Regions from separate parts of the Mus musculus genome. Here region 1 is linked to region 2. Evidence: chromatin loops called from intact Hi-C (ENCODE). Cell type or tissue: left cerebral cortex. All regions are shown on one strand. Links, peaks and the distances in the headings refer to the core of each region. The heading gives the core; the rest is flanking DNA. Region 1 has its middle 16 kb from the start of Gm26331. Region 2 holds the start of Sall1 (spalt like transcription factor 1).

Region 1 (15,868 bases), core at 5,150-13,149, 530 kb before region 2:
AGGCAGGCAGATCTCTAAGTTTGAGGCCAGAATGGAATATAGAGTGAGTTCCAGGACAATCAGGGCTATAATACAGAGAAACCCTGTCTCAAATAAAAAAAGAAAGAAAGAGAGAGAGAGAGAGAGAGAGAGAGAGAGAGAGAGAGAGAGAAAGGAAGAAAGGAAGGAAGGAAGGAAGGAAGGAAGGAAGGAAGGAAGGAAGGAAGGAAGGAAGGAAGGAAGGAAACAAGGAATGAAGGAAGGAAGGGGAAAAGAAGAAAGAAAGAAAGAAAGAAAGAAAGAAAGAAAGAAAGAAAGAAAGAAAGAAAGAAAGAAAGAAAGAGAGAGAGAGAAAGAAAGAGAGAGAGAAAGAAAGAAAGAAAGAGAGAGAAAGAGAGAGAGAAAGAAAGAAAGAAAGAAAGAAAGAAAGAAAGAAAGAAAGAAAGAAAGAAAGAAAGAAAGGAAGGAAGGAAGGAAGGAAGGAAGGAAGGAAGGAGAAGGGGAGGGGAAGAAAAGAGAAGAGAAGAGAAGAGAAGAGAAGAGAAGAGAAGAGAAGAGAAGAGAAGAGAAGAGAAGAGAAGAGAAGAGAAGAGAAGAGAAGAGAAGAGAAGAGAAGAGAAGAGAAATCGATAAATGACCTCAGACACATACAGACAGCTGGTACCTCTATTTTGCCAAAGACTTTCTTACATGTTTCCGTGAAGATCAAGCTATTTATCTTCTTCCCTCATTCCCAGGCCTCCTCTGGGTTTTCCATTCACTCCTTTTCCCTGGGACAGAGTAGACATCTGAAGTGCGTAAGATAACTCACAGAAACACCAGCATATGCATCCAGTAGTGTTTCAGTCGAATGCAGCATGCAGATGATCATCATTTGCATTCTAAGCCCATAAACTGGCCTATCCCGAGCCCATGGAGGGCTTACACTTGAAACACTGGGCAAATATTGAGACACGGTTACTACTTCTGCCAATGCCAAGTTACAAACTGGACCCATTATTTCCCTTCCTTAGCTCTGGTTGTGTTAGTGTATCAGAAAACATCAAAAGAAAGCACTCTTTAAAAGTATGTGTAGGGGAACACATGCTATGCAAATGTATTGTGTGTCTGGGTCTGAAGATGGTTTTGATTGTCTTTCCCTGTCACTCTCCAATTTGTCTGTTGAGGCTGAGTCTCTCCCTCAACCTGGAACTTACCAATTCTGGATAGTCTAGCTTGCTGTCTCTGCCTTGTGTGCCGGGATTATAGGCACTTGTCATTCCTGCCTCGGTTTTAGGTGGATTTCAGGGATCTAACTCACATTTGCATAAGTGATTAATTCACTGAGCCATCTCCACAGTCCCAATACTTTCTGCGTGGATTTGATATCCGGTTTTCAGATAACTAAATGTGGATAACAGGACCCTCCATAGTCTTTCTCTGGTGTCTGCAGTTATCACTGAATCTGACCGTGGACTAGATATGCAAATGAAAGCACAGTTGCTGAATTTGATTTAGATTTCTGTTTATAGAAATTCCGTATGCATTTGTTTTACCTGCTGGCTATTAAATACTCTAATTGTACTATAGACTCACTAACAAGTGTGTTGAAGTTGCACATTATAATTTAAAAGAGTTAATTGAATACTAATCCAATGCACAGCACAAAAAAATTATTTGAACCATTGCAAGGGAAGCCGGAAATCCCCCCAGCTGCCTTGGTCCTGCTAAATCCCCTTCCCTGTGAAACAGAGAAAATGAATATTCAATATTTTTTCCATCTGAGTCTCTTGACACTCTATTGATTCACTTTATTTTCCCAACAATTTTCTGACAGGTTTCCCAATGTGGATTCTGCAGATTCTTTGATATTCATCTTGTGGTTGTCTTTGAAAATGAGAGTCCTGGCTAAGTTTGGGCTGGGGCTTAGAACTCCAAGCCCCAAGCCCCCTGCCTCCCAGAAGCCTGCTTAATGGTAGAATTGCGCTGCTCTACAGTGTGATCCTCACATCTGGGACGGAGATAAACATCAGGAGAGGAGGGAGGAGGATCGCTAGTACATGACACCTAGTCATGTTGGTGAAGCTGGGTACTGTTCTGGAGGGTGGGGTGACAGAGAGAAATGGAAGACCTGAATCTCTCAGAGGAAATGAAGCAGCAGGAGGAACAAAGCCCTATGAGGTAAATGATAGAAGAGAGATGCATTGTGGGTGGGGCAAAGGCACCTCCCTGGCTGGTTTCTGAAGGGAAAAGTCCACCAGAAGAGGCAGAAGTGAGAGGAGAGTAGATACCAGAAGTGCATCCAAGGTGCCACAGGCCCTGTCTTCTGAGGCACTGCCTTTTTCTTTGGCTTTGGTGAGTTTCTGAAGTTGGTATGGTTTAGCCTATGCTCTGCTGCTAAGCTACACCTCAGCCTTAGTGTCTTTTTCTATAGAATTTGAACTTGGTAAATACCAATCAGTGACCAGAATTCCGGGTGATGGATGAGTCAAGTGTCTAACCGCTTTCTCGGAACCACCCGACAGCCACACTGATCCTTCCATGGAACGACGTCTGCTGGTGCCCTGAAGTGGGCATGAGCTCCACCTTTAACTTATATGTGTGTCTCTTAACAGGTATATCCAGAAAATGCTGGCATTCCACATTCAGCAGCAGCTATAATAGGGAGAGATGAGTGAGTTTGGAAAATATACGGTTGGCCTCCTATTAAACCAAGCTTGATTCAGGTCTGCTCAGATGAGGAGGGACTGGGTGAAGTCTAAGTCCTAGTGTGTAATGGATCTCACTGATATTGAAGTCTAGTTGAGGTAGATGATAGAGATAGATAGATAGAATGATGTACATGTAAATTATATGGTAGATAGACATACATGATAGATATAGATGATAGATGATAAATTGGTATAAATTATAGATAGATATAGATAATAGATAGATAGATAGATAGATAGATAGATAGATAGATAGATAGATAGATAGATAGATAGATAGATAGACAGACAGACAGAATAGCCAGACAGAGAGGTAGGTGGTCTTTGATACACTTCTCAACCTCAGCTGCTTTAGACATATCTGGCATTCCACCTTCACAGATGCTCTGTTCCACTTGTGATTTTCACACTCTGGCTCTCAGCCTTCCCCTTGAGGCCTCTGGCTGAGTCAAGAGCCCTCTCCACACACATCAAGCTGCTATTCTGACTGCCCCAGCATTGACTTGGATAAAGTGGCTGCATACAGACCAAGCAGCCCAGCTTCCTTCTCTGTGATGCTCTATCATGGAAGGCCACTCTAGCTGCTTTCGGTGTGTGACAGTGCTGCCCACTTGTATTTTTCCTGGAAAAAAAAAGTTAAAGTTTCTAAATGAAATATAACATTCTGGAAAGTGGACAGTACTTCGGATTCACATTCCTAGAGTGAAGTTGGGATTTCACAAAACAAAAATAAATAATTCCAGTGACTTTAAAAAAAAACTTTATTGGATATTTTCTTCATTTACATTTCAAATGCTATCCCGAAAGTCCCCTATACCCTCCCCCTGCCCTGCTCCCCTACCCATTCACTCCCACTTCTTGGCCCTGGCATTCCTCTGTACTGGGGCATATAAAGTTTGCAAGACCAAGGGGCCTCTCTTCCCAGTGATGGCTAAATAGGCCATCTTCTGCTACTCTTAAGGCTCCTGATTTTACGGCTGTAAATTTTAACATCCCTTTTGGGTAGAGTGGACCTTATAATAGGTTTCTGGCGAGATGCTTCTATTTCTCTAACACTTTCGGGTTACCAGACGATAGAGATCATGTCTTGTTACTTACCCACAAGTCTCTGTGGATAATGGTTCATTATCTTGATACCCATCATAAACACTGCCGGCATTTAGCCATTAGTAACATCAACAAGCAAGTATCAAAAAGCTACACCCCAAAAGCCGGATCTTGCCTGTCATTTGTTCCTGTAAAGACTGATCAGAAGACCGTCACATTAATTTCCATATAGACCATGGCTGCTTCCAGGTAATAGCACAGCTAAGCAGTTGGGGCCAACACTATATGGTACACAAAGCTTAAATATTTTCCATCTGGTTTTTTAGAAATTGCTCAGTGACTGTGGCTTACAGTGTGTCAGGCTCTGTGCAGAACTGTTGTACGTGATTGCCTTCATCTGTCCTAGAAAGCCCCAGTGATGTGTGTGTTATTATCCCCACTAGACAGATGAGAGAACAGAGTGGTAGTCTTGGAAGCAGGGCACAGAGAACGGTGTCTCACAGTCCACCCTTCATGCCTGGTGCCTCTACACAGTGAGAAAATGATTCCCCTTTCTTTCCTCACAAGTCACTGGAGTTGTGTGGCTACCATAGGGCTTAGCTATGCTCCTGGAGTGCCCTGACTTGCCCCTCCAGTACCTTGACAAGAGATGGTTGCCAAAAGTCACTGGGGCTGTACCGACTGAAGAGTGAGGAGCTTGTCCACAGGGAGAGATCTCCTGAGTGGGATCCACAAGACCCTGGCTTTGGCAGACTATTAAGTTGCCCCTGGCTACGAAAACCCATGAGAAAGATGTTGGGCCTTTTCCTAAGATTTTCTGTCTGGTACCAGTCTTTCATAGAGAAGCTATTTGCTTTTCTGGTATGGAAATGATCTCCTCCTCCCAGGACTGGTATATACCCCCTCGGGTGTATTGAGACCCTAACGAAGGTGAGGGTGAGTCCCCCAAAATCAGACAAACAAGGATGATAGCAGGTAGCAAAGAAATAGTTGTAATAGAGGTAGCTTTTTGACTTGGAAAGTCCTGGGGAAGGTGCACAGTTTTCTCTCTGTCATTCTGCACACGGCGGTAGTGATGAACCTTGATTACAGTGCACACCATCCTCTTAAGGTAGTGACTTAGCCAGCCAGTCTGGACGTTATTATTGGAGCTGAGACTCCACACCTCAACAGCCGTGATTTCGATGTCTTTTTCCTGAAATGGAATGCTGCAGCTGTTGCTGCTGCCTCCTACCTGCAAAACTGATGGACAGTTCCCGAAACTCCATTTGTAAGGCTTTATGATCAGTGAAGAATCAATATATTCTGTCTGTCTGTCCATTCATCCATCCTTCATTCTTTTTCCCCTGTCATTCCTCGTGTGTTGTTGTTGTTGTTGTTGTTGTTGTTTGTAGACAACAGAAGAAAGAATAAGGAGGAGGAGAGAAGACAGAGAAAGAGACAGAGACTGAGATCATGTACTAGCTAGGATTTTACTATGAATTGACCAAAAGAGAAAGCGACAACATCCATGAATCCTGTACGATGTACAGGTTAGTGGCTGAAGTTCCCAGTCCTTCACTTAATCCCTGCCCTTCATAATTTGAATCCATGATATTGGCCTAATGATCAAACAGCTTCATTAGCTCATTGGGGAACTATTAAGACGCTGTGCGGAGGTAGCTCTCGGTGCTAAAGTGCTGTCCTCTTATGTGCAGAACCCCGATTTTCACCCCGGCACTCCACACCACAGCAGAAAATAAATGTAAACGTCACACAGCAGATAACACCCCTAATCAGAACCCACTGAGAATGTAGGTATTGGAATTAATGAATTGACTTTCCAGGTATTGGAATTAATGAATTGACTTTCCAGGTATTGGAATTAATGAATTGACTTTCCAGTTCTGTCTCACTCTTTAGAAGCTCTTTGATTTTTCAGGTTTCTCGATTCTCTAAGGCCTCAGTTTACTCCTCCCTAAAGTGGGGATGAAGTTCTGTCTGCAAAGTCCATCCTGCCCAGTGAGGTCCTTCAAGTATTCATCAATAGCACTAAGAGGGAGATTTCATCTTCAAGAGAGCAGCCTTAAGTGTCTCCTTGGTCAAGCTGTTCACTCACTTCTTTCTTCTCAGTGAGTTTTTTGAATTTTAGTCCTCAAACAGTTAACACCTGCCTAGTCTGCCCTGCATTTTTGGTTAAGTCCAGACTTGGCCAATAGCCTCTCAAAATGGAACATGAGTCACTCCTTAGAGCGCTGGCTCTTTACCCTCCTGATGCTGCAGCCCTTCTACAGTCCCTCATGTTGTGGTGACACCCAGATAAATTTATTTTGCTGCTACTTCATAACTGTCACGCTGCTACTGTTATAAATCCCAATGTAAATATCTGATATGCAGGATATCTGAGATGCAGTTCCTGTAGAGGTTTCAATGCACAGGCTGAGAATCACTGACTTAGAGGATTGGCTGCAAGTGACTGAAAAACATTTCAGAAGAAATCCTCTGTGCAGCTGCCGTGTTGCAGAGCAAGGGCTTCCTATGGACCCCTTTGGCGAAGAATCGCAAGCACTCAGGTGTTTGATGTGTGTGTAATGGAGTAAGGGATATGAACAGAATCTGGTCTTGGGAAACTAGGCCCAACGAACAGGAGGCTTTACAAAGGCAAGCCGTGTTCTCCAACCTTCTGGCTCCCTCTGTCCATTGTTATTTTCTCACAGAAGGTAGTTCAAGGCTGACATATACAGAGAGTCTGAAGGAAGACTGAATGAAGAAGGGGAGTGAGGGAGGCAGGCACACAATGTTAATCACCTCCCCCATGCCCTTGCTTGCCTCTCTTTCTGGTGTCTTAGAAAACTATGAGACTGTACTTCCTAGGTCTAAGCTATGTCTTCCTTCTTTTCAAGCTGGGGGATAAATTCTTGTATCTGATCTGGACCTAAAATGCTCGGTTTCCAAAAACCAGCTCCTTGCATTACCATTTGTTGGTGAAGTTCTACCTGGCACATAGCAGGAAAAACTGCACCCCAGTCCTCAGAGCCCTACTGACATCAGGGACAGTAGTCAAGCAGCCTCGGTTGCCCAAAGCAGTGGGCACTGAAATCACATTTGTATTTAAAATACACATACTAAAGAAGGAGAGTAAATGGTGCTGATGAGGGAAAGGCCAGCTTAGCCCACAGCACTGATGTCTGCAAGATTACAATGGCTGATGGGAGAGCTCCTGAGAAGCAGGGTCAGTGTCCTGGTACTTGAGCCAGACCACTGCCTCTGGGCCTAAATGGGTCATAGCAAGAAGAAGTTCCAGAATAATGGGCTGGGTCTTTAGTGCCACATCCCGAAGGCTCAGGCATGGCTCCCAACCAAAGGCTCTCCTATTCTTTTCAACCAAAGAAAAGGAGCAGGTTAAAAAAAAAAAAACTGTGATCCCTGCTGCATCTGAAAGCTGCAGTCTCATAGGGTTTGTCTATCAAGTGGCTCTAAACACTTGCATCACACAAAAAGACAAACCTTTAAACTGGAACAATGGTCACAGAAAGGAAAAGTTTGGGGCTCTTCCAAAAAAGACGAGGGTTTGCCATGTGACAATTCACAATGGTGAGGTTGCTTACAGGTGACTAGAGGGGTACTTACCAGTGAGTGCCATTTTACTTGATGGGTCTTGGTCCCCGGGATGACTCTGTAAGGCCGGGCGGCTCCATCACTGGGTTCCCTACCTTGTGGGCTGTCCTGGAGCAGAAGGGGTAATAAAGGTGACCAAGCCCCAGACTGAATTTAGAAACCTAATTTCTGCCTCTGCTGCCTTGACCTCACTGCGTAGCAGGGCAAATTACTTTGTCTCTGTCAACTTCAGTTCCCATCTAAAGACTTGTCCTAGAGGGCCCTGACAGAGCACTGAGGTGAGAAAAAACAAAAACAAAGGAGAAAGCAAGAGAGGGAGTGAGGAAGAAAGGGAGGGAGGAAGAGAGATGGAGGGAAGGAGGAGGGAGCAGAGGAAGGAAAGAAGCAAAAGGTAAACAAAGATAAGAGAGGGAGGGAGACAAGAGGAGGAAACAAACAAGGAGTGAGTGAGGGGGAGGAGAGAGGGAAAGAGGGAAGAGAGGGAGAGAGAGAGAGAGAGATGTACTGAGGAAAGATGGGTGGAAGAGAGGAGCATAGAGAGGGAAAGAGAAAGGGAAGAAAGGAGGAGGGAGGTAAAGAGAGGGAAGGGAACGAAGAAGGGAGGGAGGGAGAAAAACAGAAAGGAGGGACATTTTGTGGCAACAAAACACCTTTGCTTCTTATGGGCAATTCAAATTTGCTTGCTTGGCTTGTTTAATCCCGGTAAACATAGGCTTAAAGTCCTGCATTCCTTTCTAAAAATCTAACAGTTTGGGGAGAGGGGAAAGGGAGAGTAACTGGGGAGATTAGTCACTCCAGCTCCCACCCCCACCTCCACCCCCACCCCCTCCACCAGCTTGTCTTCTATGAGGCCCAGAGAAACCCCAAGCAGGCTAGGAGCAAGCGGCCCATGGAAGGTGGGAATGGAGCTGTGCCTGCCCTTGCTTCTAAGCCTGCTTTGTGTGCCTGGGGTGAGGTGGGAGAGAGTTGGACAAGAAGAAACTGCTAAGATTCGTGCCCGCATGAGGGTCTTAAAGAGCCATTGTGGATAAGGTGCTATTCACAGTCACTTCGGGGGTGGGAGTTGGGTCTTCCTTAAATGGCCTGTCTGCTGGTCCACATAGTCCAGTTATGAGTGCTGAGTCTATCTCAGATTCCGCCCTTGGGATGGAACACCGGGAGTTCGTGGACCTGATGAATAAAGGCAGCCTGGTGTCCCCTTTCCCCTTTAAAGCCAACAAGAAAGCAATGGCCTAGGTCCCAATGCTATCTCTGGGAACTGCTCAGCTTCTCCGGAGCACACAGTACGATGTGAAGACAGGCCTGCGGATACCTTGCTGACTGACAGAACGAAAGGGGAAAGGTACCCCTGTGTTTGTACACAAAGAAATCCTACTTCTTGAATGCTAGAAACCTGGGCCAAGATCTCTGGGGACCTTTTACAAACCTATCCATCTTCCCCGGTTTACACACTGAACAGGCCTTGAGAAACGGCTTCTCCTGCGCAGTTTTCTCTCTACACAGTGTCGCTTGCCTACTCTTTATGGTTTTGTGCAAACAGGGCTGGCCAGCAGCCCGAACCCCAAGCGGAAAAAGGTTCTGAGCCCTTTACACTTTACCTAGTATAGCCCTCTGCGACCGGGGCGATTTAGGTGACGCACCTGCTGCCAGCAGATGGCGCTGCGCCGCACGTTTTGATACTGGTGTGCTTGGATGGCACTCATGGAGGGGACCTCTCAAAGTTTTGAGTGTGTGTGTGTGTGTGTGTGTGTGTGTGTGTGTGTGTGTGTGTGTGTGTGTGTGTGTGTGTGTGTGTGTGTGTGTGTGTGTGTGTGCCATTCCTGGGCTGCAACAATGTTTGTGGAATTAAGCAGTGATTTCCTTTAGTCTGAGCCACTCGTCCTGGCTGTGTGTTAAGGCCTAAATAATAAAGTTTGCCATACAGTGTGTTTTTTCTTCCTAGTGAAACCAGGAGTTTCAAACACATATGATGTCCTCACCCTTACTGTGTGGTTGTCAGCTAGCACAGGTCTGCATTTTCTGATCAAATCACTTCTGCAGCTTCCATAGTAGCAGGCAACACGCTTTGGGAGACAAAGAAGTGCTGAAAGAAAAGAAAGTAAGTAAGATCACCTAAGATTTTCTTTCTAAACAAACAAGGGAGTCCTCCTCCCCCTCCTCCCTTCTGCCTCTTCTTCCTTTTATTATTATTATTATTATTATTATTATTATTATTATTATTATTATTACATTTTTATCCCCTCCTTCTCTTCTTCTCTTTTATTTTCTTTTTTAAAAACTGGGCTTAAAAAAGAAAGCCTGAATTGTTAGGAGTAATATCAATATCAAGCCATTTTCAGAGAGAGAGAGAGAGAGAAGACTTTGGCTGCTTGAAGATGGGGTTGCTTTTTGTGACCTCTGGAAACACATGGACTCAATGACCATAAATAAAAAACTTGTGGAGAAAATGTAGGGACGTGGGGGAGAAAGGTCCAGAGTTTAAGGACCAAGTCAAACTGCAATGGGGTAAGGCAGATAGGAGGAGCCACAAGGATGACTTCCCTCTGCCAAGGGCCTGCGTTGGTGAGGTTTCACTATGTATTTAATGTTGCCATAAAATTCGTCTTCTCGGAGTAAACAAGGCCAGTCTGCATGCAACTCCATCAAGACATACGCAGCGTTGTTTGGGATAATGGATTTGATGGGAGTGAAAACAGTGGGGATTAAATGGACCCAGAATGGATAAATATAACTAATTGTCATCCCTTTCTATCCACATAAACATCCCTAGCACTGCAGAAAGGGAAGAGGGGGGCACCCTGCAGATACTCCTCTTAACTGACTGATGGCGCTGGGGCGGACAGAGTTCTAAAGACTTTCCCTCTGCCCTCAGTGAATTCGGCTTTTATGACCCCCACCCCCACCCACCCCCAACTCTGCAGTGAACACAAGAGCTGTACAACCCTGTTCAGAATAACTTCAAACTTCGTTTTCAACAATGTGGCTGGAACTTTTGAAGCTTGCAGAAGAACTCAGCTACTTTACACACACACACACACACACACACACACACACACACACACACACACACACACACTCACACACAAGGCAAAGCCTGAAATCAAACTTTAGAATTTTAAAAAGTTTTCATCGAGGGATCTGATTACTGCATGTGTGCACAGAGAGGGATAATATTAATGATTGCAATGGACTCTTTCTCACTGCAAGATTCGCTGTTGATTTTGTTATTTTGTCGCCCCCCCCCACCTCCCCCCAGCTGAGGACAGAACCCAGGCCCCTGTGCTTGCTAGGAAAGCACTCTACCACTGAGCTGAATTCCCAACCCTCACTGCTGATTTTGTAAATCGAGAATTATTGCTGCAAGCTTAGACAGTGCCTAGACATATACCTCGCACTAAAATACATCTATTTAAAGAAAGAAACATTTACATAGCTTTAAAAAAAACCTGTCACTTGACGCGGTAACTCCATTTGCAATGATTCAATAAATATAGTGTTTAACATTTGAAATGTATTTAAATCTGTTTTCACTTCTTTTAAGCTAAAGTTCAAAGACATTTGCAACCGAATGTCATTTATTATCAAGGCATGCTATTCATACCCGAATAGTGTTAGTATAGAAAAATGAAACTTCGAGTCTGTGAGTCATAGCAGTGTCTAAGGCTTACTCAGTAAAGCCAGCATGGCAACCTCTATCTGTGATCTCCGGAAGCTGATTTTTTTTTTTGATAGAAACTTAGAGCTGTCTTTCAAACAGAATCATCTGAAATTTAAAATTAGCCAAGGATTACAGTTTGCAAGAAGGCGTGTCTCCACCCCCAGTGTGAACCAGTGTCGTCAAAGTGAAAGGGGGAAGAAGGAAGGAATGGAGAAGATGTGGTTGTTTTGACACAAGGGAGAAAAGCTTTAGTGCCGTTTCATTTTTAACTTCATTTCAAATTATCTCCCAACCACCCTGGTATTTCTGCATGGAGATAATCACATCTCATCAGCTTGCGCCAGACCCGGCAGCTACGCAGCCAAGAGCTAACGTGGCTTCTCAGATCCGACCACTGAACACAGCTACAGCTCCGCAGAAGAATGGTGGGAACTGGCATGGCTGGATGCCCACCAGCCCCTCCAATATTTTGATTTTGTTTTTCTTTCTCTGGGTAACGTTAATTGTCCACAAGGTGTGTGAGGATGCCTCCCCTGGGACAAACCCCCAGAAAGGGAAAACACGAGGTTAAGAATGCATCACAAATCTGCCCCAGGGATGATAAGGATTTAGACTTGTTGACTAGCTGTGCAAGAACGGCCAGCTCGTGGATTCATGCACAGAAAACTGAAGAAGGCTCTTCTTGAGAAAAGTTAAAAAAAAAAAAGAATAAAATAAAAAGAATGGGTGTTTGGGAGACGGGAAGGCGATCCTGGTTTTAGACATAGGCCATCAGTTACTCCTAGAAACATTTGGGAATTCCCTGTCATTGAGCTTGAATGGGGACGCTGGGATGGTTTGTTTTAACACTGATGCATGGAAAATGAAGCCCCGCCCCCCACACCCTCTTAATGTTAGAAAAACTCCTATGTAAATGATGGACTGCCTTATCTTGATACCATTTGTCTTAACTTCGCTTCCTCTCACTTCAGTCATTTAATTTGTACGGCTTCCAAATCAGAGTGACTGTCATCTATTAGTCTCCTTGGTGACAGAGGGCAGGGGGCTGTTGTATTGGAGTTAATAAAGCAGAAACACAAGCCTAATTATTGGGAAGATAAACCACGCTGGCAGGGTTTTGTCCTCTAGGGTTGGAAGTCTTGGTACCCAGATATTTTGGAGTTGAGTCCCTATGCACAGGGCACACAGTCGGCAGCAGGTGGGGACACATGTTTTTAGGTTCCTGATACTGGTACATTTCAACAATCGGCATCCCTAGAGGGTGGGGTGGCACTGCCAGGGAGCAAACCTACCATCATTAATCAAATGAGATCTGTGCCGGGGCACGGGGCGGGGGCTCAGAAATGCAAGGGGTGAAGCTGGAAGAAAGTGGTGTTTTGGTTACAAGTGTAAGCATGTATATGTAAGCAGAGCCTGTGCACACATATATCGAGTAGCTCAGTGTAGTATAGTGAGCTGTGAATGTGTGTATGTGTATGTGTGTGAGAAAGAGTGTCACAGAGAGAGTCTTGCCAGCACTTAGACTATGGAAAAATTTAAACATGCATATATATATACACATACATATATATACACATGTATGATATGTTAGCATAGATGCAGTGATCTAAATGTTAGCGACTGAAACCTCAATTTATTGATTATTGAGAAGTCCAATTTTGTTTCTATAGGTTGATGCACACACATGACTATATGTTACTTATGCAAGTTGCTCATGTCTGAGAACTTGACCACCTAGATAGTTTTTCAGACATATTTATGGCCACTCCAATGTTATCAATGCTACTGTTGGCCTCCTGGGCTCCCCAACTCTGGAAACAGAGAGGAACAGACAGGAAAGTCTACCGGTGTGGATAAAGTCAGGAGCAGGAGGAGACAGTCCTAAAGAAAGAGGGAAAGGGGATGGAGTTCCTGGCACCTATTGCAGCTGCACTGCGAGCTGCCGCAAAGTGAAGGCTGAGTCTGGAGAATGATTCTATTAGTGTAGCTTTGTCCAACAAATATTAAAATTGCAAAGTAATTTGCCCATTTGACAATGGCTAATGAACTTAAGTACGCAGGGTGAACTTTAATAATTGAGGAAATTGTGCAATTAAACTAAAAGCCGCTGAAAATTACAAATAAAATTAACTCTCCGGCTTAGCGGGAGTGTTACAGCTTCCAGCATTGTGTGGGTATCAGGAAAGCCTGGGAGGAAAGGTTCGGGTGGCTGTGCCTTTCATTGTGATGACTGACCATAAAGATATTGACCTTGTTTTTCTTTTTTTTAATGCAAAGCATAGGAATAATACTTTTTCGCAACATGGTTCAGAGTGACCATGTGGTTGGAATTACGCAAAAACATCTCACTGGCAGGATATGTTTTAATTCTGATTTCAGGTTTATGATCTTATCTGTTACTACTTTCAATTTAAGTGGATTACATTCAGCAAAGATCCTTTTACCATCCTGGCTGGGCTGTCTCATGCTATTAGCTTGTCTCCGTTCAGCTTCTGGAAGCCTGTGAATACGTAAGACCATAAGAAGCCTCTTAGGTTCAACCAGGTTAGACTGTAGACACCAGATTAATATTTGATAACGTAGAAGGGCTCTTAATCAGCTTTGCTTATTTTGCGACAGAATGTTTCTGCAATTATGATAATTGTTATGCTAAATTTGTTTGTCTTTGTATCTGGCTTTGAGCATAATCTTCTCTCTTGAAAGCCACTCAATGTGGGGCTTGAGATTCCAACACAAAACCCAATTAATATTAAGATGACAGACATGATGAGCTCCCAAAGAGACAACAGCTGAACAGACTCTAACATTCGTAAGTACAGATACTTGAGTGATCAAGTACATCTGAGGGAGACACACGATTCAATAATCCCTTTTCTCAAAGAAGTCAAGAGCCCCGTGAGCTGCGAGGGAAATCAAAGGACCACATCAGAAAGAAAATGACGGGTCTGCCCCTGTAGCGTCTCTATTAAAATGCAAACATTATGGATTTCTTTCGGGGTGATGGGAACCTTTTCTGTTTTTATTGATTTCTTTTTATAGCTTGATGATTTCTCTAAGATTACCTTAAAAGCTTAGAGGGGAGAGAAGGGTGCACCATCAAAGGGTAGCTTGCATGACAAGAACACAGGTATTTCGGCTAACATGATAAGGCAAAGGTGGAGTGTGTCCAGGGGACAGAGGTCCTACTTGCTCACCACTGGGACAGAGTCATGGCCTCCCTGGGGCAAAATGGAAAATTTACAGGCTCTTCTGGCCTGAGTGGTCAGCACACCTTGTTAGCCGCTGAGCTGGCCAGCTCCAAGGAGCTGCTTGCATGCTGGCACAGCCTGGGTCCTCCCCAGAGATGGCAATATTAAACACCGTGTTAACACGGGCATTTCCACCCTCCTTGTACAAAGCAACTTTCTTTAATCCCTGACCCCCAATTTCCCAGCATCACAGGCGACTGTGAGGATTTACAGCTGCATTCAGTGTCTGAGGGTGACATCCTAACCCATTGATTTGTAATCAGAAATTGCTTTCCTGTCACTTTAAAAGTGAGGCACTAAGGGGCAATAAAAACAAGGCTGTTGAGCTAAAAATGGAGTTATGGGTCAGGCTCTTGGCTATTGCACAGTACCTTTAAAATATATTTATTACGCTAAAAAAAAATTCCCTCTCTGGAGCACTTTAAATGACCAGTGACCCTCTCTGATGACTTATTGTTCTGAGAAATCAGTTCTGTAGAAACCCTTTCATCTGAGCCAAAAATAAAAATCACTCATACCAAAAAATAAAATAAAATAAAATAAAATTAAATTAAATTAAAAAAATCCACACAGAAAAAAACATAACTGCATCCGAGCCAAAAAATATGCCACTACCAGCACACAGATTAGCTGAAGTGTCAGACATATCATGACAAGACACAGGCCCTACCCTCAAGTGGTTGTGTACCTCAGGAGCAACAAACATTGAAACAAACAAAAATGGCATTTGCCAAATGGCCCTTTCCAGTGGCCCAGTTTCAGCTGTGTCCTACCTAGAGAAAGACGACAGTGAACAGTGCACCCCGTACATTAACTCCTACCTAACACACGTCATAGGCATGTCCGTCTCCTTCCCAACGTCCCCTTAGAGAAAGCAGTGGGAAACTCAGGATGTTTCCATCCATCCCAGCTGCATAGTCTAGCCTGGGAACAAACGGTGTTTCTCAAACACAGGCTGTAACTCTGAAGATGTAAGGAGCAGACCATCTCTGAGGTCTCTAGGATCCACCCCCCTCTCCCATTTCCCTGTTTGTCTCAAGGCATGATACCTTCCTCCAGAGTGCCCCCCAACCCCCGCCCAGCCGAACATTCCAGGAGCAGGCCACTGTATGGTCTAACTAGACTCTGCCACAGCGGTATGGTGGGTCCCACTCACAGAATGACGGGTCCTACATTGTGAGATCTTTAAAACAAAATGTGTCCCCATTGCCTTCTGAGGTTCCTGCTAATTAATATTCAAAGGACTGAAAGAGGGAAAAAATGGATACCTAAATCATACATATGTATATGCCTCTTAAGCTTTATTATAAAGGCAAAATAACCCCTTACTTGGTTAAAATCCAACTTGAGTCAACATACAAAGGTGACTGCACTGTGATCGTAGACATATCTGCATTATGTAGGCATGTTACTGCGCCACCAGAGTCTCTCAATAGTAATTATTATGCCAAGCGCCCTGTTGGCACAATTACACTAAAGCTCTAATTAGCAGCAGTAAGATTAGAACCCCTACATGTTAAATCTGTAGACGCAATGCTGAGTGAAGGATTTAAAACAGTTTCAAAACATTGTATTGTCTTTATTACAGTCTTTATACTTCAGTAAAGAAGGGTTTTCTATAAAATGCACTTAAAATAATCTGGTCCTGT
Region 2 (15,868 bases), core at 3,438-11,437:
GCTCGCCCATTTTTAATTAAACAGCGCGAAGCAGCAGATTTTGCGTTTTCGTTCGTTTGTGGTGTTTGGGGGGAGATTCCCCCCACCCTTAATCACACATAGAGCCAACAGTGAGCACGTGTGAAGCATCTCCCTGGAGCTTCCCGCGGAGCACACCCCGAGAAGGGCTTGTAGGACCGCCAGCTCCACTGGGTTTCTGGCCACTGGATTGCCCGGAGGCCAGGACTTTCAAGAAGCCAAGAATGTTAAAGACTGTTGAGGGCGGCTCTAAATACCGGCAGATTCAAGGAAGAAAGGTGCGCCTGGAAGCTTCGGTGCACCCTGAGGGGTGCACGTTGGTGTGTTTTCAAGCGCTCCGATTTGCGGGGTAGGGGAGAGTGCTAGATTTAAAAGTGTTCCGGTCTGATCACGTTCCCGGGGGTTTGGGGAAAGTAAGCGGCTAGCACCCCAGGAGCGCGCAAATCCATCTTTGCCGAGAGATCTCTTTAAATATTCAGTGAGAAATAATGGCATTTGAAACACCACCTATGGAAACATTATTATCTTCATTCTTCAACATCAGAGCCACTGATAGCTTCGTTTGTCTTTTTATCAAAATCTACAGTACCCAACAGAACCTGGAGAGAAGGGAAGAGCGAGATGCGGGAGAGAGCCGGAGACCAGGGAGACGCGCGAGGGGTGGGAGAGCAAGGACAAAATAAAAAAAAAAAGAGAGAGAGGAAGGATGGACGGGGAGAAGGAAAGAAGGCAGAAGTTAAACCAAGAAGTATAAAGTCAGCAGACATAAAAAGATACTTTCAACTAGCACACAAAAGATTAGGGGAAAAAGAACCGTGGAAAGGGGCTAAAAGCCATTTAAGAGAGTGCGACATGGGTCCTGAGTTCCAAGGCTCTGCTGTGAAGGCTAGTGCCCACTTCGCGCGAGCCGACTGTGTCACGATCCAGACTCAAAGGCGCTCCAGAATTGGGGCGTCCTTATGAGCCCTCTCCTCTCCTGATCGCGAGATAGGGCAAGGATTGTGTATCTGCACCCCTCCCCCGCCTCCACCCCCATTACTCAGCCGAAGTTTAGTTAGTTTAGTCCTTCGGGTGCAGGACTTCGGGAACCTCGGCGAGCGGAAACCCCGAGGCAGGAGGAGGTCTAAACTAAGCCGAGGACCAAGCCTCAGGTTCGCAGGCGCCCAAACCCGGAAGAGGGAGTACAGGGCCCGGATCCCTGGGTCCCGTGAGCGGGTAAGAGAGGCTGGCTCCCAGCTCTGGGAGAGAAACAGAGAGAGATGGAGAGAAAAGTTTGGGCGCCGCACGTAGCAAGTGTCGGAAAAGTGAAGGCGAGTCACGGCGTAGCTAGCAGGGCAACGAACAGGACCCCCCCTCCATGCTCACTCACTCCGGGTAGCCACCTCGTCTGCGACGAGGTGGCGGCCTCCACCCCTAGGACACGGAGCACTAGGGTCCAGGGTAGAGGCGGTGCCTAGGGTCTGGCTCCAGCAGCACCACCCAGGCCAGGGGAGCGCTGCTTAGCACAGAATTAGCTGCGCCCCTCCCCTCCCTCCCGCAGAAGCTGAACTCGGAGCTCAGGCAGGTCCTTGCTCTCCACCCGCCCGGAGCTTGGCGGCGCCACGGTGGCCGCCGCCTCCCCGCGGAGTGACGCGCCCTGCAGCCAACCGGGGCGGCCGGGGGGAGGTTCGGGAGGGGGTCCTGGGCGGAGCCGAGCCGCCCCCTTATCCCACGGGCTCGGGGCGCTTCTCCCGAAAACTTCAGCCCTAATTGTCCCGGGAATGTCCAAGGTAGAGAAAGGGAGCTAAGGAGCCAGCAAGAGGCTGGAGGGTCGCCGCTCCCAGGCAGGGAGAGGATGGGGTGGCGAGAAAACTGCCCCTCCCCCCAAGCCCCAAACCCATCACGTCCCCAAACCTTTCCTGGGTCCTCTTCTCCGCACCCCCGCGAGCCCGGGATCCTGAGAGTGGAGAACTCTGGGCGAAGGATCTCCGAGCCAGGCGGCGGGCAGGCGGGAGGGAGGCCCGGCAGCGAGCGGGAGGCGGACTGGCGTGGGGCTGGCTCTTCCCCACTCGCTTTTTTTTTTTTATGAGAGTGGGGGTGGGCTGCTTTCTGGTAGCTCTTAAAGAAAATGAAGGAACACTCACGAAATGGGGCGCCCTCTCCTACCCCGTCCCGCCACGGGACTCCCTCCCCCTCGCGGGCCAGTACGCAGCGCGGGAGTTAGGAAGTTCGCCGCTCGCCCGCAGCCTGGGTCCCCAGCCCCCGCCGCCAGCCCCACCCCCACGCGGCCCTGCTCCGCTAGGCTCCCGGGCGAGCATGCTAATTCGGGTCGGCCCAGCCCGGGATGGAGGGCGGGGGAGGGGGGAGGGGAACGAGCGGGGGGCGCCGGCCGGGGCGCTGGGCGCGCAGTGGCGAGGAGGCAGGCCCCCGGCGGCCGGGCCGCGGAGTCCCCGGCGGTCGCCAAGAGGGTTAACCAAGAGTCGGGCGGCGCGGCGCGCAGAGCCAGCCCCGCGGCCGGCTTATTGGGCCAGCGCGCGGAGAGACAGGGGTCTGCAGCAAATCACGAACTAATTGATTAAGGCGAGCGGGTTTGAATAGCGCTGGCCCGGTGCCAATCGCCTTTCAAAGAGCCCCTCTATGATTAATCGCAATGCATTATTGATAATCATAATTATAGCAGGACACATGCGCGCTGTGCCCGGGGCCGGGGAGCCGGGGAGGGGGCGGGCGGGCCGGCGGGCGGGGGGAGCCGCCGCCGCCGCCGCTCGATTTCCGTAATTTTGAGAAGATTTTTTTTTAGTAATTTTTTATTCTGCCCCAGCTGATGTTTGAGCCAGCATGTCGCGGAGGAAGCAAGCGAAGCCTCAACATTTCCAATCCGACCCCGAAGTGGCCTCGCTCCCCCGGCGAGATGGTGAGTGCTCCGGCCGGCGCCGCGGACACACAGACACGCACTCACACGCACACTCGGACCCACGCACACGCGGCGGGCCCCGCGCCCACCGCCGCTTTCGCCTTCTGCACTCGGCGCGTCTGATTTTATTTCATGCTTCCTCGATTTCAATTTGCCGGGCCAGGCTTCCCCTGTCCCGGGAGAGCCAGCCTATCCCGGCTGGAGCTTTCCGGAGTTCCGTGTCCTCGACTGGGCGGAGTAGGGTCGACTGGCCGGCTCGCTCCTCCGCCCAGAGGGTCGGAGAAGCCGCGGCCACGACCCTGCCGCCCCGAGGGGCGATCTCTCGGGCAGAGGCCATCTGGAGCTGCCCACGCGAGCTCTCTCCCGCTCCCCGCGCGCCACCCGGGTCCCCGGGCTGGGCCTCTGTCGCCTGGGCCTCACCGCCCAGCCCTGCGGCCAACGTTAAAGAAGTTTACTTCGTCCGGGTGGCTGAACGCCGAGCGCGTGGGGAGCTCTCCGTACCCACCCCCCCCCCAAACTCTCGTTCCCACTTGGCTAGCGGGCGAAACATGGTACCTTTGGGGGTTCCGAGCCGTGAGAACTGGGGGTTGGGGTGGAGGAGCGACATCCTGGGGTCGCGGCCGAGTGCTGCCGGTCGCTCTGGAGACTGACTTAGGGACAGGGAAGTGTCGCTTGGTCCGGCTTCCCAAGTTTGTTCTCCTGTCGTTTCTTTCCACACTTGCACCCATAACCCGTCAAAGTCGGGCTTGGATGTGTGCACCCCACGTATTATGGAGTCCCATCCTTCGGGACCCGTTCTGGTAAGGGTCATTAGACACTTTCTTGGGTCCCGGGTATTAGCCCGCCAGACCCCTGGAGCCAGCCGAGCAATGAAGGCAGGGTTCCGAAAGGACTGAATGAGTAGGGAAAAGTTTGTGTGCGGGAACTGTGGCCTAGAATGGGAGAGACCCGCGCAGGGAACTGGGGTCACTGAGGGAAGACCCCCTCCGACCCCAGCTTGACCTGAACTGTTCTAGGGCAGAGTTTCCGAGCTCCCAGGCCAGAGGCTACGCTCGGTTCCGGGGTCACCGGACTTTGTGCCTGACTCTCCGCTGCGTCGGTTGGAGAGTGACCAGACCCGAGGCTCGGCGGCCCCGGCTGCCCTTCGGGAATCCTCGATCCCGGGCGTGGAGGAAGGAGCTGCACCCCAGCAGAGCTCGGAAGCGTGACCTGAGATCCGCACCTCTGGCCACTACGCTCTGCGGGCGCTGGAGCCCCACATCGCAGGCTCCGTCCCCAGAGGCCTGGCTCTGAGCGGCTCTGGGTGCGGGTACGCGCAGGCAGAGCCAGAGCGACAAGGGATCGACAGCTTACTTCCTCCTCGCTGTTGGGAGAGGGCAATCCTGGCGTGAGACACCTGGACATTTTTTCAGGCGATCTGAGAGCCATTAAGGCAACTGTTTTGCCCAGCACCTTTGGAAGCTCGAAGCCTCACCAGTGTGATTCTCTGAGTCCTCTGGAAGGATCCCTTGAAACACACCCAGTTTCCCACCCCAAAAGAACCGGTTTGAGGGTAAAACCAGATGAAATTAGCCAAGGCCGCAGCAACCACTCGGACTATTTTTGTGGGGTTTCTCAGCTAGTTTCTTAGGCTTTCTGCCGCCCCCACAACAATCTTTCCTAAAGTGAGGCCTTTGCACCGGGATGCTGTTAAAACTTAACAATTTGCATACGGGGGTGGGGGTGGGAGAAAAACAACCTGGGGAAAGAGAGGTGTTTTTTGGTTTTTGTTTTTTAAATTTATACTGGTTGTTTGTATTTTCCACGCAAAGAATTTCAAAACTAACAACCACCACCTCGAGCTTGGGAAGAAAAGACCCTTGCTAGTTCTTCGCTTTGAGTCTAGAGCTGGAATTTTTAATAGTTAAGGCTTCTCATAAAGCGATAGCATTAAAGGAGTTCACTGCCTCTTACTATTATTATTTATTAGTACAATTTTTTTTTTAGTTTATTTGAGCTGTGAGGTAAGTTAATTAAGGAACTGAATCAAGTTTCCTTTCTTTCTTTTCCTTCTTTTTTTTCACTTAATTTCTCCTTTTTTCTTCCTAAAAGCTGGTTCATTGTGATTAAAGCAGTGATTATCCCGAACACCCTAGGAAACACCCCTCCCAGGCCAGCTCCTTACTCCCTCCTTTTCTTCAGTAGTAATAGTTTTAGGTTATGACTGTTTTTACATGGCTGAACAATAAGTTTGGGAGAAGTTGACTAGAGGGCAGGTTTTGTAATAGGGTTACAGGATTTAGTGTGCTGTAATAGTACTCTACACAAGCAGCCCTCCCCAGCAGCTGACAGTCAGGAGGGCCCGCCATACCCCGAATCTTTTCATTTGGGAATAGTTGTGAGAGACATACAGAGGAAAGTGCATGACACAGCTCACGTTTGCTTTTAAAAGTCGACTCTTCTGCAACGAGTCCAGCCATCTCCATCCATTTCCCTACCCAGAACAGAACATGTGCCTGAGGAGCCGCTGCTGTTGGGCGTTTGGTGGGTTTTTTTGTTTTTGTTTTTGTTTTTGTTTTTGTTTTTTTTTACTTTGGAAGGCAACCCCTTACTCAGATGCCAGCTTTACACTTTCTCTTGTCTCAAGAGGGTCTTACTACACACAGCATATGAAATATCAGGCATTACCAAAGTAGATCTTGTTTAGACCCTTCTCCCTCCCGTGTTGTCCCCCAGACTGTCTGACTTCTACACAGAGGAAAACCTTAGAAAAGTTTTCAGAGCCACAGTGGCCCTGAAGCAGCCACTCTAATTCTATGTTCTGTGGCCCCATCCTGTAGTATGTGTCGTGTTTGAGTTTTACAAAGAAAGCTACGCCTTGCTAAGCACCAGTCCCAACACCACCATTCAATTTAAAAAAAAATGATTATTTAGTTGATCTTAGAAGTTAATCTTAGAACCTTGATAGTTTATTCTACTTGAGTATTCCTATAAGGTATTTTTCTGTTCCTTATGAAAACTGGGATTGTGGTGAGTAGGGTTCATCTCTTAAAAGATATTCAACAAGTCTCCAGTTACTTGTAGAGAGATAAGTAGCCTTGGAAGAATTATTTACCATGATGGATAAATCCTGGAAAAGGGAATGTGCAAATCTAATGATTTAATTTGTGGTTACTTTTCTTTGAGTTTGGATTTCCAGGTGCGTGCCTGTGTGTGTGTGTGTGTGTGTATCTGTGTGTGTGTGTCTGTGTGTGTGTGTCTGTGTGTGTGTCTGTGTGTGTGTTGAGTTTTTTGGTTGGGTTGGTTCACTCCATTTGGTGGTGATGGTTTCAAGATTCCTGCAGCTTCTAACAGGCCCCATTCCGACTCCATTCGTTTAACAATTTTGCTGCTCAGCTTTTTAAAGGAAAGGATAATGTTGGAAGAAACTTAGAACATCGGGAATTACAGAGAAAGCATTGACTCTCCTAAGGAATACCTGAAAACCCCTTCTTACTCATATTAATAAAGAAATTCTATTATTTACCAAAGTAATTTACTCATTGTAAGCAGCTTAATGGCCACACATTGATTTCTGGGCCCAAAAGGTTAGAGAAAACTATAATGAATTCTCTTATAAAACAAAAACAAACAAATAAACAAAAAAAAAAAACAAGAAAAGAACCCTGACACCTGCAAGATAAGGCAGTTGGAAAGAATTCATGTTTCATCAAGCCTATTTTTAAGTTTGGCATAATAGAAGATTCTAGATGAGAAAATGTGAACTGTTTTTTGGTCTTGTTTTGTTTTGTTGCGATTTGCTTCAGGCTGCAAATACTTTCTAAATGTTAAAAAACAAGCACCCGGGAAAGCCTGCTGAGGCAGGAGATAAACTGGGAAGGTAGCTTTTCGGCATTGAGCAATTGTTGGTGTATTTTACATCCAATTTCTGCTATGGCTCAGGGCACAAGTACCAAATTATAGGGTGCTGTTTGGGAAACCGTTTCTTTTCTCTAAGGTTGGAGACTTCTAGTTGTCTTTTTACCAACAATATCCTTCAGAAGGCAAAAGCCCACATTTTTCTGGTAGCGAATCTGGAGGGCGATGGGAGGAGGGAATTCAGGCAGGTTCCGGGTTTCAAAACTTAGCCAAGCTCACTCAGTGTGAAGTAACCAGAAAAAAATCGAAATTCTTCTGCAGCTTAAATGTGTTTTTTTCCAACACAGTCCCTAGTGCAGAAAACCTGTGTTCTAAAATATTCTTTGAGGAGAGAAAGATAATATTAACCTGAGGCTTGACACTCCTCCCCCAAGAAGGAAAAAAAGTTGGTGTGCCAGGCTTTAGAAAACCTGGACGTGTAGAGCTGTTTTAACCTTTGCCAGCCTCCTCCCATGCAGAGGTGACAAGGTCCAGATCATAATGTGTCCTTCAGTGTCTTCCCGGTGACCCCCAATTTGAGTCTTGCTAGTCACTTAGCAGGAACTTGGTAGTTTATTTTAGTTTCTCCTTATCAGCTTGGCTTCTTTTCCTAACCTTATTCCCCCGCCACCCCCAGATGCCAGACCCCCAAAGGGGAAGATTGACAGGTAGTTCCCACGGCTCAGCTTCACCCTCCAACAACAGGGATTTAGTTTCTTGTGACTTTGCCAATGTTTGTGTAGTCAGTGTTTAGATCTCGCCTTAAGGAGTCTCTCTTTTACGCGTCACTGGAATAGGAAAGCCACAGAGTAGTTTGTGAACAAACCCTTGCTGTTGGATCCCCATCTAGTGTTCACTTTAATTCATCCATAGGGAAGACATTTTCCCCTTTCATTGTGAGCCGGAGGTGGGTCTGGACCAGAACTTTAAATGGAGTATCTTGTCCATGTTATTTTTTTTTCCAGAGGGTTCTCTTGTCTCCTTCCACACAATCAGGGCTGGCACTGTAAACTTGAAGGGGACCAGTTCATTTGTCATTTGGTTGTATGCTGCATAAAAGGAACTTCAGACATTACAGAAAATATGCGCAGCATATGTTGTATTTACAGCTTTTTTTTTTCTGGAACCTTAAGTTGGACATTCGGATCCTGCTTTAAAAAAATAAAACAAAAAGATAAAGCATCACTCAATCAAATATGTTCATGATCGCCTCTGCAAGCAGGCCTGTGGGAAGGAACAGCCTGTTAAAATTAGGGGCCCCAAGTCCACTATTGTTTGAGTTCTATTAAGAAATGCTAATGTAGTCTTAAGGTACTGGCAAGTAGTGTTAAGTGTCTTTCTGAGGCGCTCCCAAAGAGAAAACTAAATCTGGTAGAGCCTGGTGGTTGGTTTCTACTTTTTTGTTTTGTTTTGCTTTGCTTTGTTTTCTGTTTTGTTTTTGTTTTCCTCCTCTTCTCTCCTGGCTGGCTGAACCTTTCTGTGCGAGGCATAGTTTTTATATTTTTGCTTTCTGAGTAGAGAGGCTGCAACGCTTCGTTTTCCTGCTTCCAAATTCTGCTGTGTTTGGTTAAGAGGATAAAAAGTGACAAATTTGAATTGGGTACCTAGATAGTTCAGCCAGAGCTTAAACATCTGGAATTTAAGTGACAATTTGGTAATGATTCAACATCTCCTTCAAAAAAAGAACAGAAATTCTAAGCATCTTTTGGGGGGGTTGCTGAGGGGAAAAAAGGGCTCTTGCTTTGTAAATGTTCCTATCTGGCTGGAATTACGAGATTTGTGAATGCAAAATCCATAGAAAAGAATCTGGAATGTGATTTTCACTACAATAGGAGGAACAAGGGAACTGTAGTTACTAAAAGGAGGTCACCAGTTGCCATCCTGTGTAACAGATTATTTAAAGAGATACAAGAACACAGGGCTCTGTGTGTGTGTGTGTGTGTGTGTGTGTGTGTGTGTGTGTGTGTGTGTGTGTGTGTGTGTGTTTCTGCCTGCTCGTTATCTAATTGTAACTTTTAGTCATTCCTTTTAGTAACTGGGGCTAAAGATCCATGCTGGTTTCCCTGGAATTCTGTTCACCATGCAGAATGGTTTAAAGTTAGGCACTGTAGAGTGTAGCAACACCTGCTTCTGAGCCGAATCAAAATAGATGCCAGGATTTGGGAGGGAGCAGATTGTTCATAAACATCAGGAAATTAAATTAGCTGATGGTACAGTGCGATCAAATGTCAGCTTGCTAAATTGTGAAAATCGAAGCTCAAATATGGCCAACTTTTATAAAGGGTCTCTCTCTCTCTCTCTCTCAGAAGCAAGCAGGCATTTATTTCTAAGCGTCTTTATTTTCCATCTAATTAGCATAATCCTAAATATAAAAATGTTCAGGTAGAAAAACTTAAAAATTCTCTCAAGTGAGTCTTGAAGCGGCACGAATGCAAAACCCCAGTGCAGGGAAGTAGAAATCAGTGTAACCTTCGAAAGTAACCTAGCTTTTATTTTTTTTTCTATATATTATGAGAATATCAGATGTTTGCAAGTTATAAAGAATTAAAATGCCCTTTAACCGTGAGCACAGATGTGCTAAATATTTGAAGCAACCACATTGTAATGTGTACAATTGATGAAGTCAGTTTTCTGATTTCCCTTGCTGGTTATTTAGTTCTGAATCTGTCATTATTTGTCTAAGCCCAGCTGACCAAGCAAAACTGTGTTTTAAAGTGGCTTTATGTTTTGATAAATGTGAGCTGGTTGAAAAGTATTTTCCACTGAATGCAGAGCTTAATAGAACATGCTGACATAATAGTTTTAATGCATTTTGTTGAAAATGTGTGAACAAACAGAATAGCTTTTGTTCCTTCATAATTGGCTGTAAAAGTAGATGGAAACATAGCCATTACATATGGAAATGTGCAAAGAGAAAGAAATAACATTTCTGTTGAATATATTAGGAATTGCATTTCCTAGTTTAAAATAAGCATCTGAAATGGGGGCATCATTTAAAATCAGTTGTCAAAATACGAAGCTTTACACTGAATTTTTGTCACATCATTTTTTTTTTGTCCCGCGTGAGGCAGGATAACTTTAGCAAATTTCATTTAATATTTTGTTTGTAGTATTTCAAGTCAGGAGAAGAGACAGAAAGTGCTTAAAACAGCACCTTCAGCGAGCATGGGAATCTGGTGCCAATTAGGATGATTAAACATTAAATTAAAACTGGATCATTATTGGTATTTTCTGCTACAACTGCGATTTGTTTGGTGTTGTTAATGCATGTTGCACTATAACCCCGTGTAGATTTAAAGATGGGGATTAGGAAAGCCGGCTTATTAAATATAACTCAGCCACTAAAACTATGCCAGTGAGGAGAGTGCACGCGTCCCCTCTCTCCTCTGGCCAGCAGACTTTACCAGGGGCCCTAATCAACTTCCTCATCACTCCAGGCAGATAGAGTTAAGGAATTTCACAAGTGACTGTTTAGGTGTTAATTGTATTTTCTGAAATGCAAAACTCTTCCGAGCTTTTTAGATGCTTAATCCAAAAAGATAACCTCTGGCTCTTCTGAATGTGCTCTGGGTTGACTGGGATTTCTGGGGTAGGCAGCATTTTGATTTTCCATGTATTCATATCTGCAATTACTTTTTTTTTTCCTCCTGCAAGTTTTCTAGAAGATTCAATTTGGAAGTCATGGAAACTACCTATTATCTGATTCAGCTCTGTAGAAAAGCATGCGGGGAGGCAATCCTTGAATTAAACAGTTTTTTTTTTACAGCCTTTGGAGATGACCACACACACCATTCGTACAACAGGAGCTGGTGTTCCCCATGCTGAGCAAACAAGGGGACGCCATCCTGTCTTTGAATAGGATGTTAGCTTGGAGTTGGAGATTTTGATGTTTAATTTACAAATGGATCTTAGTGAGAAGACATCTGAGCAAACCAGTAAAGCCAAACAATCAAGGGATATGAATAGGGAGATGGATGGATGGATGGATGGATGGATGGATGGATGGATGGATGGATGTGTGTGTGTGTGTGGGTGGGTGTGGGTGTGTGTGTGATGTATATGTATATGCAATGTATTCAGGACAATCTGTTAGACAATCGATAACACCAAAAGGCAAAGTATTTTTAAAGGCATTCAGACAAGAATTGCCAAACTCTCCCCTGGGTGGGCATGATTTCTTAAGGAAGGGAGGACCTCTCAGCACCTTCTTCTTCAGCTAGCATTTAGCAGAACTGTAGATGCCACACCAATTTTTAGAGACAGAAAGACCACTTTTGAGGAATTATTTAGAACCTAGCCACGTGGAGCATGGTGGCATATATTCTTTACCTAGGAGAATGAGCAGCAGAGCTCAATCCTGAATTTGAAAAATTCACGTCTGGGGCGGGGGTGATACATAGGTACCAGACAGGCCTGTGAGGGATAACCATCCTGCATTCTTTTCATTTTGCCTGTGAGGGTGTTGCTTTCTGGTTTGAAGTCGAAACAGGTCTGTTACTGATTGGACTGAACTGTGTTTGTCACCACTGGGCCCCCGAGCTCAGGATCCAGGCAGGGACTTGAGGTGATTCTGAAGTCATCAGTCCTCAGCTGGGTGATATGCATTTTCCCCCCTTGTCAACAACTGATTGGAACCTGAACGACTACAAATTAGTTTAGTGACAGAACAGACTGTCACAGATATCTTTGCATCAGTTGAAAATGAATAAGGTTGACAGAAACTCAAGAGCCTAATAAGTCCTCAGTGTGCTGGAGGGACCCTCTCCCAGCAAGTAGACAATCGGTGTATAAAATATTGGAAATCAATATTTTGCTATGGAATTTCATTATGTACCAATGTCCACCCTTCATGGTATTTTATATTTTGATGAATTATCTAAAGGCCTTAACTATCCAAAATACCAGCTAGACAGGAGTTCCTCGGCATCCCAGGAAATACAGCCTGGCTTTGGGGGGGGGGGTCACATTTGGAGTTTAGCAGATAGAAAACATTTATGGCCCTTTCTATCAATTTCAAGTCATTACTGACAGTCTGTCCTCGCTTCACTTTTAACCCTGCACCTTTTGATGTTTGTAGGGGACACAGAGAAGGGTCAACCAAGTCGCCCCACTAAGAGCAAGGATGCCCATGTCTGTGGCCGGTGCTGCGCTGAATTCTTTGAATTATCAGACCTTCTGCTCCATAAAAAGAGCTGCACTAAGAATCAATTAGTTTTGATTGTCAATGAAAGTCCAGCCTCCCCAGCAAAAGCCTTCCCTCCTGGCCCGTCTCTCAATGATCCCGACGACCAAATGAAAGACGCGGCGAATAAAGCAGACCAAGAAGACTGCAGCGACCTTTCAGAACCCAAGGGGCTTGACAGGGAAGAGTCCATGGAGGTGGAGGTCCCAGTTGCCACCACCACCACCACCACCACTGGCGGCAGCGGCGGGAGTGGTGGCAGCACTCTGAGCGGTGTCACCAACATCACCACCCCGAGCTGCCACAGCGGCTCTTCCACGGGTACCTCAGCGATCACAACCTCTCTACCTCAACTGGGGGACCTGACGACACTGGGCAACTTCTCGGTGATCAACAGCAACGTCATCATTGAGAATCTCCAGAGCACCAAGGTAGCGGTGGCCCAGTTCTCCCAGGAGGCGAGGTGTGGGGGGGCCTCCGGAGGCAAGCTGCTCATCTCAACCCTCATGGAACAACTCCTGGCTCTGCAGCAGCAGCAGATTCACCAGCTGCAGCTCATAGAGCAAATACGTCACCAAATACTGCTGCTGGCCTCTCAGAGCGCAGACCTGCCGGCAGCACCCTCTATCCCGTCTCAAGGTACTTTACGAACATCTGCCAACCCCTTGACCACACTGAGCTCCCATCTGTCTCAACAGCTGGCGGTGGCAGCTGGATTAGCACAGAGCCTTGCTAGCCAATCTGCCAACATCAGCGGTGTGAAGCAGCTCCCCCACGTCCAGCTACCTCAGAGCAGCTCCGGCACCTCCATCGTCCCGCCCAGTGGTGGCACTTCTCCCAACATGAGCATAGTGACGGCTGCAGTGCCCACCCCGTCCTCAGAAAAAGTGGCTTCCAATGCTGGTGCCTCCCATGTCAGCTCCCCGGCCGTCTCAGCATCGTCCTCACCAGCATTCGCAATAAGCAGTCTGTTGAGTCCTGCATCTAACCCACTTCTACCTCAGCCGACCCCAGCTAACGCTGTTTTCCCTACCCCTTTGCCTAACATTGCAACAACCGCAGAAGATTTGAACTCCCTGTCTGCCTTGGCCCAGCAAAGAAAAAGCAAGCCACCAAATGTCACTGCCTTTGAAGCGAAAAGTACTTCAGACGAGGCGTTCTTTAAACACAAGTGCAGGTTCTGTGCGAAGGTCTTCGGGAGCGACAGTGCCTTGCAGATCCACTTGCGCTCCCATACTGGAGAGAGGCCATTCAAGTGCAACATCTGTGGGAACAGGTTCTCTACTAAGGGCAATCTGAAAGTCCACTTCCAGCGCCACAAAGAGAAGTACCCCCACATCCAGATGAACCCCTACCCTGTACCGGAGCACTTGGACAATGTCCCCACGAGCACCGGCATCCCCTACGGCATGTCCATCCCTCCAGAGAAGCCAGTTACCAGCTGGCTAGACACCAAGCCAGTCCTGCCCACTCTGACCACTTCCGTCGGCCTACCATTGCCTCCAACTCTCCCAAGCCTCACGCCCTTCATCAAGACGGAAGAGCCAGCCCCCATCCCTATTAGCCATTCTGCTGCCAGTCCCCAAGGCTCAGTCAAAAGTGACTCCGGGGCCCCTGATTTGGCCACAAGAAACCCAAGTGGCGTCCCTGAGGAAGTGGAAGGGTCTGCTGTGCCACCCTTTGGTGGCAAGGGTGAAGAGAGTAACATGGCAAGCTCCGCCGTCCCGACAGCGGGCAACAGTACTCTGAACTCCCCAGTGGCTGACGGTGGTCCAGGAGGGACCACCTTCACCAACCCTCTGTTGCCCCTCATGTCTGAGCAGTTCAAGGCCAAGTTTCCTTTTGGGGGACTCTTAGATTCGGCCCAGGCCTCAGAGACATCCAAGCTGCAGCAACTGGTAGAAAACATTGACAAGAAGGCCACGGATCCCAATGAGTGTATCATCTGCCACCGGGTTCTCAGCTGTCAGAGCGCCTTGAAAATGCACTACCGGACACACACTGGGGAGAGGCCCTTCAAGTGTAAGATCTGCGGCCGGGCTTTCACCACGAAAGGGAACCTCAAGACCCACTACAGCGTCCATCGGGCTATGCCTCCACTCAGAGTCCAGCATTCCTGCCCCATCTGTCAGAAGAAGTTCACAAACGCAGTGGTCCTCCAGCAGCATATTCGTATGCACATGGGAGGCCAGATCCCCAACACCCCAGTCCCTGACAACTACCCTGAGTCCATGGAGTCTGACACAGGCTCCTTTGATGAGAAAAATTTCGACGACTTAGACAACTTCTCAGATGAGAATATGGAAGAGTGTCCTGAGGGCAGCATCCCAGACACACCCAAGTCAGCGGACGCTTCCCAAGATAGCCTGTCATCTTCGCCTCTGCCCCTCGAGATGTCGAGCATCGCTGCTCTGGAAAATCAGATGAAGATGATCAATGCTGGCCTGGCGGAGCAGCTGCAGGCCAGCCTGAAGTCTGTGGAGAACGGATCCATGGAAGGGGATGTGCTGACCAACGACTCTTCCTCAGTGGGTGGCGACATGGAGAGCCAGAGTGCAGGCAGCCCAGCCATCTCAGAGTCTACCTCTTCCATGCAGGCTCTGTCCCCGTCCAACAGCACCCAAGAATTCCACAAGTCACCCGGCATGGAGGAAAAGCCACAGCGAGTGGGGCCAGGCGAGTTCGCCAATGGTCTATCTCCCACCCCAGTGAACGGAGGTGCTTTGGACTTGACTTCTAGTCATGCAGAGAAAATCATCAAAGAAGATTCTCTGGGAATCCTCTTTCCTTTCAGAGACCGGGGTAAATTTAAAAACACTGCTTGCGACATTTGTGGCAAGACCTTTGCTTGTCAGAGTGCCTTGGACATTCACTACAGAAGTCATACCAAAGAGAGACCGTTCATTTGCACAGTTTGCAATCGTGGCTTTTCCACAAAGGGTAATTTGAAGCAGCACATGTTGACACATCAGATGCGAGATCTGCCATCGCAGCTCTTTGAGCCCAGTTCCAACCTCGGCCCCAATCAGAACTCTGCAGTGATTCCCGCCAACTCGCTGTCATCTCTCATCAAAACAGAGGTCAACGGCTTTGTACACGTTTCTCCTCAGGACAGTAAGGACGCCCCCACTAGTCATGTCCCTCAGGGGCCTCTGTCGTCCTCTGCGACATCCCCAGTTCTGCTCCCAGCTCTGCCCCGGAGAACTCCCAAACAGCACTATTGTAACACGTGTGGTAAAACCTTCTCTTCTTCGAGTGCCCTGCAGATCCACGAGAGAACTCACACTGGAGAGAAGCCCTTTGCTTGCACTATCTGTGGAAGAGCATTCACAACAAAAGGCAATCTGAAGGTACCCGCTCTGCCCGCACCCTACCGCCCCTCAGCCCTTCCCCATGCCCTTGGTTGATGATTGCACATGGTCCTGGAGCCCTCAGCTGCGTAGCCAGGGAGAAGGTTCTGGAAAGGGGACCTGCTCCACGTAGCTGAGGTGGGGAGACATGGAGGAGCCTTGTGAGGTCAGGATCATGGCAGGGACAAGGGCAGCCTGTAGCTTGCTGCCTGTCCCAACGCCTTGAATAATTTGGTACCTAAGCGAAGCAGCAGGCCTCTTTCTGCTGTCTAGCTTAAGTGCATCAAATGAATTGCTTTACCTACCAAATCAGACAGCCTGGCGTTGCCATGGGGTATTGATTAAAGACCTCCGTGTGGCCTGCACACTGCCCATATCACTTAATAATTACAGCTCTCTACGGCTCTCTTCGGCGTATGCAGCTATTTTTCATAACCCCAGTCTAGCATGGTTTATTTTTCTAGCAACAGTAACGTCACTCCTCACCTAATGGGTATTATGATAATTGATTACACGACATTTCCTACTGATATGTGTTGGAAATAAAGC

Evidence for each region. Hi-C counts contacts between places; a loop is a spot of excess contacts. Peaks named below come from ENCODE experiments on the same cell type or tissue, not always from the same donor. Only the 100,000 strongest peaks of a DNase experiment are listed, where the experiment ranks them.
Region 1: a loop joins it to region 2, with 6 times the contacts of the local background. A loop is called at or near these places in 8 of 42 quality-filtered maps.

The regions. Positions count from the first base shown.
Region 1 is chr8:89,565,108-89,580,975 of GRCm38, reverse strand. No RefSeq gene overlaps it. Among named protein-coding and RNA genes, the nearest start is that of Gm26331, 16 kb to the left of the region's middle. In left cerebral cortex, for the core only: a CTCF peak has its summit at 8,938 (motif pointing right); DNase peaks (open chromatin) are centred at 8,965 and 11,116.
Region 2 is chr8:89,029,395-89,045,262 of GRCm38, reverse strand. It overlaps Sall1 (spalt like transcription factor 1), which reads left to right and starts at 2,401. Exons shown (of 3, transcript NM_001371070.1): 1 at 2,401-2,911; 2 at 11,865-15,319. The coding sequence starts at 2,836. Gm3134 (predicted gene 3134) reads right to left here and starts at 4,020. Exons shown (of 3, transcript NR_166639.1): 1 at 3,467-4,020. In left cerebral cortex, for the core only: a CTCF peak has its summit at 7,627; DNase peaks (open chromatin) are centred at 4,375, 5,256, 6,948, 7,730 and 2 more places; H3K4me3 peaks cover 3,445 bases; H3K27ac peaks cover 5,253 bases.